2 separate regions of the Homo sapiens genome follow, and region 2 is linked to region 1. A link is a loop called in an ENCODE intact Hi-C map of the cell type or tissue named here. Cell type or tissue: GM12878. All regions are shown on one strand.

Evidence for each region. A loop is a pair of places that touch in the nucleus more often than their neighbours do. Peaks named below come from ENCODE experiments on the same cell type or tissue, not always from the same donor. Only the 100,000 strongest peaks of a DNase experiment are listed, where the experiment ranks them.
Region 2: a loop joins it to region 1, with 2.6 times the contacts of the local background. A loop is called at or near these places in 2 of 110 quality-filtered maps.

What each region holds. Positions count from the first base shown.
Region 1 is chr3:170,959,689-170,964,688 of GRCh38, forward strand. No RefSeq gene overlaps it. Among named protein-coding and RNA genes, the nearest start is that of EIF5A2, 54 kb to the left of the region's middle. In GM12878, a CTCF peak has its summit at 2,038 (motif pointing right); no DNase peak of the experiment used is centred here.
Region 2 is chr3:171,132,883-171,137,882 of GRCh38, forward strand. The region is part of intron 15 of TNIK (TRAF2 and NCK interacting kinase); the gene reads right to left. All of the region lies in intron 3 of LOC105374216 (a long non-coding RNA gene), which reads left to right. Among named protein-coding and RNA genes, the nearest start is that of MIR569, 29 kb to the left of the region's middle. In GM12878, no CTCF peak of the experiment used is centred here; no DNase peak of the experiment used is centred here.

The sequences.
Region 1 (5,000 bases):
AGTCACTGTTCCCAGGCCTGTGTGAGTTCTACACATTATGTCCTTTATTCTTTCAGATGGTTCTTTCCCTGGCTTTAGGTAGTTTTCTTAAACACATTTACGTAATTTTTTTTTAAATTTTTACTTTAAGTTCCAGGATACAGATGCAGAATATGCAGGTATGTTACATAGGTAGACATGTGGCCATGGTGATTTGCTGTACACCCTCAATTCCCTTTGGATACTTGGAAAGCTTTCTCAAGGACAGGTGTAAACAGGCCCAGAATGCAAAGATTGGAATAAATACCTAACTCTTCAATACCCAGACACCAGCAAACATCCACAAGCATCAGAAACATCCAGGAAGCATGACCACACCAAATGGACTAAATAAGAGACTAAGGGCAAATCCCAGAGAGACAGAGACATGTAATCTCTCAGAGATTTCAAAATAGGTGTTTTAAAAGACAATGAAATTCAAGATAACACAGAGAAGAAATTTAGAATCCCGTCAGATAAATGTAACAAAAAGATTGAAATAATTGTTAAAAATCATGTAAAAATCCCAAAGCTAAAAAATACAATTGATAAATGGAAGAAAGCTTCAGATTCTCTCAACAGCAAAGTGGATTAAGTGGAAGAAATAATTAGTGACCATGAAGACAGGCTGCTTAAAAATATACAGGCAGAGGAGACAAAAAAGAATAAAATGGAATGAAACATGCCTGCTTGGCCGGGCGCGGTGGCTCATTCCTGTAATCCCAGGACTTTGGGAGGCTGAGGTGGGTGGATCACGAGGTCAGGAGTTCAAGACCAGCCTGGCCAAGATGGTGAAACCCCGTCCCTACTAAAAATACAAAAATTAGCCAGGTGCAGTGGCAGGCACCTATAATCCCAGCTACTTTGGAGGCTGAGGCAGGAGAATTGCTTGAAACCGGGGGGGTGGAGGTTGTAGTAGGCCGAAATCGCCGCATTGCACTCCAGCCTAGGCGACAGAGTAAGATGCCATCTCAAAAAAAAAAAAAAGGAAAAATGCCCACAAGATCTAGAAAATAGCCCCTAAAGGGCAGATCTAAGAGTAATTGGCCTTAAAAAAGAATTAGAGTGAGAGTCCAGGATACAAAGTTTATTTGAAGAGATAATAACAGAACTTTCCAGACCTAGAGAAAGATATCAATATTCAAGTACAAGAAGGTTATAGAATAACAAGCAGATTTAACCCAAATAATATTACCTCAAGACATTTAATAATCAAACTCCCAGAGGTCAATGCTTTCCTTCAACAGATAGTATTTATTGAGCACTTTTTGTATACCAGGCACTGTTCTGGATACTGAGGATGGAGCAGTGGGCAGTGAACAAAACAAACAAAATCCTTCTTCTCATGGAGCTGATACTTCAGTGGGAAGAGACAGGCAAGAAAAAAAAAAAAGGAAGAGGGAAAGCCGCTAAATGCTAAGTGTCAATAAATGTTAAGTAAAATGGGGGCAGAAAAGCAAAGACAGAAAAGCACCCTACCCCAATGGGGGTAGGGTGGATCTTGGATAAGATAGTCAGCAAAGGCCTCCATGGAAGGCCAAAATAAAAAGTGAGAATTGCTCTAGATTAAAAGAGACCCCTGAAACATGTCAACCAAATGCAAAGCGTAAGTCTTGATTACATTCTGGCCTTAAAAATGCAAACTTAAAAACATTTTTTTTGATGAAAACTTGGAAGATTTGAATATAGATTGCATATTAGATGATGGTGTAAAATTATTAATTTTTCAGGTAAGGAGATGGTATTGTCATTATGCAGAGGGTATCCTTTCAGGAAGTTTATGCTGACAGTTTTTGAATTGTTTTAGTGTCTGTAGTTTACTTTCAGATGGTTCAACACATAGAGGAAGAACTAAAGCAAATGTGGCAAAACATAACAATTGGTAAATATGATGAAGGTGTAAGGGTGTTATTACAGTATTCTTTAAAATTTTATGTATGTTTGAAATGTTTTCAAAATAAAAACTTGGCAGAAAAAAAGATGGAATTTAGGGTTGTTGGAGTCGATCTGAGTTTTCATCACCAGGTGGTGCTAAAGCTTTTCAAATGTAGTTAAATTAACAGCAAACAATCTGTGCTGACAGTTGCATATTAATTTAGGAAAAATTTGGGTGGGAGGAACATAGACTATAAATCAAGCTTTTTAAATTTGCCAATTTTACTCTTGCTTGCATTATTATATTTTACACAATTTGAAGAGGTTCAGCTATACGTTTTCTGGCTGTCAGTTTCCTTCTCTTCGACCTTTCTCATTTCCAGGCCCTTATTTTCTTCTCACAAAAGAGCTACTGTGATAATTCCCAACACCAGATGCCACTGTGATCCACACTGCTCACAGAGTAACCTTCGTGCAGCATTTCTGTCCCCTTCATCAGCTCCCTATTCCCCTCCAAATAGTTTCCACTCCTCAGCAAAGAATTTACAGTTTGATACCAATCTTCTTTTCCCAGTGTATCTATTATTGTTGCCTTGCATTAACCCTACTCAGGAGAAACATTGACTGCTGTCCTTTTTTTTTCAAATAAATGTCATACACTTTCTTGCCACTGACTATTCTGCTTTGTGTGTCTCCATACTCCCAATGCCCTTCTGCCTATTGCCAGTTCAAAATCTGACCTTGCCCATCATTGAAGCCTGAATTAAATATCATTTCCCTCATGACAATTTCCCCAAACACCTTACTCAGAAATATTCCTCTTTCTACAGCACTTTTAAATTTTCTTACCAAACTGATAACATTTTGTATTACATAATAATGTGTGTACACTAAATTATAAACACCTCCAAGGTAGGCAGTTTATGTTTATAGTCTTTGGATTGTGTTTAATATGATGTGGAATTTACTAAAGGTCAGTGGAATTGAATTTCAAGATTATTCAGAAGTAGTTTATAGTAGTGGTAAAAGTACTGACTAATTACCACCAACTGCCAGCCTTACTCTGGTTGTTCATTTCACAGATAAGCAATGAGAGGCCACCATAGTGAGAAACCAACCTGGATAAAGGATGTTCATGGCTTAGCAGCCCCACCTACCAAAAAAAAAAGTTATCAATTTGAAGTAAAATTTCCTTTCAATTTGAGTCTGTCAAAACCCTTAAATTCTTGAATGTCATTTGATCTATATATTCTTCTAGGTAAAAACATGAAAAGAATGATCAAAGATTTGCTTTAAGAATATTTCGTATATGTTACAAAATATGTTTGTAAAAGCTAAAAATTAGAAGCAGCCTAACCAACAATACAAAGTTGGTTAAAGACATTCTAATATATCCATACAATGAATTACTATGGAGCTATTAAAAATGGTGCTCGAGAACAATATTTAGTGGCATAGAAAGAGGCCCCCAGTGTTATTATAGGAAAAAAAATACACCATATTGTTGACATAATGCTTTTTAATAGAAGAAAAGATTTGCATAGAGAAAATACTAAAATTGATGGCAGAGATATATTTCTAGATTTGGAGATTGACCGATTTAAATTTTCTCTCTTGCTATCTTTTTTCCCCCTAAGTTTTAACTCTGAGCACCTATATTAAGCAAACAATAAAAATATTTAGGAGAGAAATTATATTCCTAATGTTATTCCATTGTGTACATTCATTAATGAAGGAAGGAATTTCAGGCTCTAACATTGTTACTTGGGCCTAACATAGAACCAGAGGATAAGAAGGCCAAATGATAACCCAAGAGAAGACAGTATCGGAGGTCAGAAAAGGTAAGAAAGCCAGGTAGAAAAAAATGAGGGTTGAAGAGTGGGGTTACCATGCTCAGGAAAGGAGGGAGGCGGGAATACAAGTAGGAGAGCTGTAAGAATCTAGTAGATACCAAGATTGTAATGAAATAGAAAGGTAACTGCATTTAGAAATCTGGGTCCAATATTTAGTATTATTGTTTATTAGATAGGTACTCTTGAGTAAATCATTTATGTTTTCAAGGGTCAGAAAATACCTTGAAGGTATTTTTATTCCCATGTTACAAGTGAGCAAAGTAGCCCTCAGAAAATATAAATGAGGTCATATATATACATAAGCTAGGGTTTCTCAGCTTTAGCTCTATTGGCATTTTGGGCCAGACATTTTATTGTGGGAGCTGAACAAGCACATTTGTATGGGATAATAAGTGATGATGTCAATTTTAATAAAGAGGAAGTTGCCCAGTGAGAAGGAAAGCAGGTGAGAGACATTTTGTAGTTAAAGAAACTAAAATTTTACCAATTTACATAAAATCTCCCTAAATACTCAGTGTACACATCTCACCAAGGAGTGTTTTCCCCTGGTAGGGGACTTTAGAGAACTCCAATACCTATAGTTGGCAGGCATATATGTCCCAGATCTATATAAGTCAAATCAAGCCACTAGCATATGCATCTTATGTAATAGATTTTAAGCTCAATCTTTTTCAGAATGGGGTCTTTTATATCTTTCCTGTCTATGCTGAGATGAATCCCAAGGGGGCCCAGATATGTATATGAGGATGAGTCATTGTCCCTGATATGGATAAGTGAAAAGGGTAGGGAAAAGGGTTTCTGACCCTGATAGAGCTATTTATGGGTAGGGAGGACTCTAATTCTTGAAATCATGATAGAATGTTAAAGTCTCCCGCATTTGGAGTATATGTTGTTTGCATTAATCCCATTTATTTTTAAAAGAAATATTATTACTTACATAGTTCACCCCAACTTTATTTCAAATTGGGACTATTAATTAAAATAGAAATTTAATTTTATGTTAATTTGAGGGTTACTTTTTTGGAAAAAAAAAGCCTTTCTCATACACAACTTAAACACTTGCATGCTTTTAAAGATAAAACAAGAACAACAAAAAAGTAGAATTTATTATGTAATTCTACCACCCAGATAGACCCAGTATGAATATTTTGGTGTATACCCTTTCAGAGTTCTTAAATTGGGGGTTCTGGATCCAGCCTGTACATTAGGTTCACCTGAAGAGCTTTGAAAATAAGACTATGTCTAGTCTCATCC
Region 2 (5,000 bases), 170 kb after region 1:
TGGGTATTCTCTTTTTTTCCCCAACTGGACAAAACAGTTTGGTTTTTGTGTTTATTGGCAATGCTGGAGAAAGAGAAAGAAGCCAGTAAGTAACTTTTAAGTGCTCCTTAGATACTTTGACCCTGTACTCACTAGTCACATAAAGAGCTGAGTAATATCGTTGGGCAAAACCACATGGGCAGATGGTTACTGAGCAAGTTTGAGGATGCCCCTGCTCCGGGTCACCTCTGAGAACGGGGGAGACTCTCATTCATAAGGAATGCTTAAGATGCAATCTTGTCTGACTCTAAGGGCCTGGACTATTTTCCCAGATCAACTTCTTACTAATATTCCAGAAAAACGTATAGATCCCTGTGTGAATGGAGCACATACTTAAAAGTAATGAAGCAAAATCTTAGAAAGTTGATATAGGAAATAAAGAAGTGCTTATCTATCACCTGGGAGAGGTGGGTGAAGAGATAGGCGACGCCAGTGAATTGGTCATATGAAATCCAGACCAAAACAAGAGACAGAACACTTGTTCCTCATGAGCTACAACAGTCTTGGAAACAAAATAGGAATATGTTGAATACCATATTTCATTTGAATTTGTGTAGTATGTAACTTTAAATGGCACGTGCATATTCATTATTGCCCATGAGCTTCCCAATTGTGAGGCAGATGTGCGGATGAGGAAGCTGCATCTCAGGAAGGCAGGAGACACGCCCTAGGTCAGGCAGGCAGGAAGTGGAAGAACTTGAACTCAAACATACTCCTTACTATTTCCTTCCAGGTCTCTCCTATATTTAATCATAAGAGAGATATGCAGAAATGGAGGAAAGATATAAACTCTCTAAATGCTAGTTTGGGAACTTTATATATAAACTAACTAATATAAAAGGAAAAAGAAATCACTTAGGTATAGAGCAGAGAAATCCGGATGGAGAAGGAGTTTTTATACACAGTGATTTCAAAGTCCAGTGAACTAATGGAAATAAAGAGATATTTTGGCCCTTATCAGATTGATGTTTGCAAACAAACACTCCAGGACTGGCATATATCACAGAAAGAGAACACGATGGAGTGCTAAAAAAATTAAAATACAATCTCATGCAATACTCATGTAAACAAAGCATTCTTTCACTGCTGAGCTTTGGTACAATTTTTTTTTTAAGTATGTGGGATGGAAAAGGAAGGGGAGCCCACACAGTTATTGCCAGGCCCAGAAAATCACATGCCATTTAAGGAGCAGAAGAAAGAAAAAGGAATCTCCATCATCCAAAAAGTGAGGAAGAAGACCTTCAAATTCTGCCGATGTTCAACAGAACATCATACTGATATTTTCACAGTACATACCTGACATCCATCTCAACTCAGAAATGGCAGATAATTTGAAAGCAGTGAGAATGCCCCCAACCTGTCTATTTATTTATGTATTTATTTGAAACAGGGTCTCACTCTTTGCCCAGGCTGGAGTGCAGTGGTGCAATCATGACTCACTGCAGTCTCAACCTCCCAGGCTCAAGTCCCACCCTCAGCCTTTGGTGTAGCTGGGACCATAGGCATGCACCACCATGCCCAGCTAATTTTTATTATTATCTGTAGAGACACGGTTTCACTGTGTTGCCCAGGCTGGTCTCTAACTACTCCTGGGTTCCAGAGATCCTCCTGCTTTTGCCTCCCAAAGTGCTGGGATTATAGACGTGAGCCACCGTGCCTGGCTCCAAGCTGTCTTTTTAATGCAGAGACATTCATATTCTTTTAAATCAAGGCCAATGTGACATCCAGGACAGAAAGAATACTCAGTAAAAGGAGGGAGAGAAGAGCTCAACAAGATTTGCAAATGACTGAGCATTTTCACTTGCTCTACAATATCCAACATATTAATCAGAAAGGTACTCAGAAATGCAGTGATCACTTGTGTTTTACAAAATGAAGAAACAAGAACAGAGAGAACAAAGCAGTATAAGAGCATTACATTGCTGATAAAGGACTATCGATTTGGAATGAGGAAGAGGAGAAGTAGATGGAAAAGTAAGCAAAGAAGAAGAAAAAAAAACTTGATGAGACGGCATAGAGCTGAGTTACAAAACAAATGCTGGAACAGATTACAGAAGAGGTTGCAGTAGGTGGAAGAGAGCTAGGTGATACCTTCAGTGGCACATGGGGCAAAATAGTCCAGACCCTACACAACAGGAGACGGTGGCATGGGCACAGAGGGTGCATTTGAAAAAAAGAAAATGGCATCCTTTTATTTTACTTCCAGAGGGTTTAACCCAGGTTTTCTTATAACTTGATAGTTAAGATACTGATAAGCTATGTTCATATTTAAAGTTTTGAAACGTGTATTACTACTTGGTCACTTTGAGCCCCTGCCTTCCTAATATGAGAAAAGACATCTGTAAATAATGCTTTACATAAAAAGTTCATACACTGCTGATGAGAAGCATTAAAAGATCAAGAATGTAAAGATCCTTGCACTGATTTTTATTCCTACTAAGAAGTGGGTGTTAAAAATGATGACTCAAACCAAGGCAGACAATTATTTGTTCTTATTTGTACATCGATTGCTCCAGTCCTAAATTTAGCACTGTCACTCTCCTTCTATCAACTAAATGTTTCATCTTTCTTCTAAAATATGATCACCCACTCTAAGACTTGGGAACTGTTTCATGAACAGACAACGGTTAGTTGGAAGCTGGATTATGTTAACCACACCCAGGAGCAGAGGACTAAATATGAAATCCCCAAAGAATGTTCCCATATATCTGTGGAAATGCGTGAAGCCCAAAGGAAGCACACCAGATGCCAGGAAGCCAGGGACCTTGGAAGATGTCACCCACCAGAGATGGCCCAGACTTATGGTGACTGGGAAACCTCACATCAGGAGTGCTTGATGACTCAGGCATGTTGTTTGCATGCTCAAATGCTGTGTTTCTTTTACTGCTAGGAGCCTGACCAGGAAGCATGAGGGAATTAAGAGGTCTAGAAAAGTGCCTTGATGACATCTGCAAAGATCTGCCCCCAGGAATGCCATGTCTCCTGAAAGCTTGGGAGCTATGAACTAGTTCTGAATAGAGAGGACAGACCAGTAAATTTAGTGATGAGGACAAATAGCAACTGGAAAACAGTGAAGTCAAGGTAGACAAGTTCAAATCACAAGGTGCTGGGTAGAGGCTGAATGAAGGAGGTGAAAACTGTTTCATGCTTTTCCCCCTCTTCTGGTACATTTGTGCATGAGGGAGCTGTCTAGGGGAAAGAAGAAATTCTGGAATGGTTTGCACAACATAATGATCTTTTCCAATGGGATCTGTAGGTGTCCCTCTCCTAAACTCATGCTTGGGGCTGGGAACACTGAAAGCCAAGTGGTCATGCATCAAGGGGAGGTCGCTTAGCGATGCAGCATTTCTTAGAAAAGTAGAAGCACTTGTAAAGATGCATGAGTTCATGCTCTTCCTGCCCCAAGGTCTACATGAATCTCTAAGGCCCTCCTGAATTGCAGTAATGGACAACTCGGGGCTTGTCACTTTGGAGACGTTGGGAGAAGACACACAAATGACCTTAGATCCTAACTCTCGAGTTGGGCTACATCCTTGGGAGTGAGAGTGCCTTGGAGATCTCACTATGGTCCTCAAGACTTCCTGAGGCTTCATTTGTTCTTCCAAACCAAGTCTAATAGGACAAGCTCGTCCATCTTTCTCCCATGGGTGATGCTCAAGCAGGAGTCTTGGTCTGGAATCATTAATTCCTGCAGGTGCTACTGACATTAGCTTTGTAGAGGCTAGTTTTTCAGTGGTCTGAACACCTGCCATGGTCAGGAGCTGTGGGTCTGGCTTAGCTGAGGATTTCAACTTGGCATGGCTAGGAAATGGTTTAGCAGTAGAGGAAGGTGGTGCATGCCTGCCAGCCAAGAAGCATGTCAGCTGCTGTTTAGCAGCATAGTGATTTTGCTTAGCTGGAAGAACAGGTGGATTATTAAGGGGTCGATGCTGTACCTGGGAGTAGGATCACAAAATTGAATTACTGATCTAAGAGAAAGAGGCAGATGTTAGAGACATAGGTAAATATGGATCATGTTTACAGATGTAAGGGAAAGTGATAAAAAATTCTTCATCACAAATCAAAACAATTTTTCCACACACTTAGTTTAACTTTTAAAAGAAAAAAGTTATTTTCACAAAAAAATACATGATCACTCTAAAGGATTTAAACAATATGTAAAAGTACAAAAAAGTTTTTAAAAATCCTTTTTTTTTTTTTTTTTTTTTTTTTACTTTCTGCTCCCATAAACCACTATCATTAACATTAGGACAACATTATGTCAAGTATTTTCTGTACATATGTCAGATAGGTTAGACAAATACAAAGAATTATTTTCATAAAAATAGGATCTTATGTAAGAAATCTGGTTCTAGTAATATTGCATTCTAGATAACTTGAAAAAAGCGTGAGCTATCAATATCTAAAGATTCTAGATAAAAATACAAAATAACTCCAAAACATCCTTTTAAATGACCAGCTATGATCACCATAAAATAAAGGAAATCACTAGATGCCAGAAATAATGATTGAACTGAAAACCAGCGTGTTATGCACATGACCTCACACAGTGACTCCCTGGAAAGGTTGCTGATTTGGTTGGGGTTATTTTGTTTGTTTGCTTTACCTGTCTGGCTATCACCCTTTTTTCCCTCCCATCCAAGCAGTTTTTATTAAAATAGCTCAACATAGTGCTAAGTTCCTGAAAATCCTTTCTTAGTCTAGTAGTTAAGCAAATGAAGGAAGTATGTGTAGAAGAAACACTAATGACCTCTGATCTTAAAAGTGAATACCACCACCACAAGTCTGAGGTCAACTGTGCATCTGCTGGTAGTATCACAGTGAACAAAGTTATGTTAGTGACAATGTTAATGATCAGCAACAGGGTCCAGGCATGGACAGGAACTGATTCTTCCTAGAATTCTATAAATCCTTAATCACATTATTCAACAAAAAGGTCACTAAAAATCCTCCATGCCACA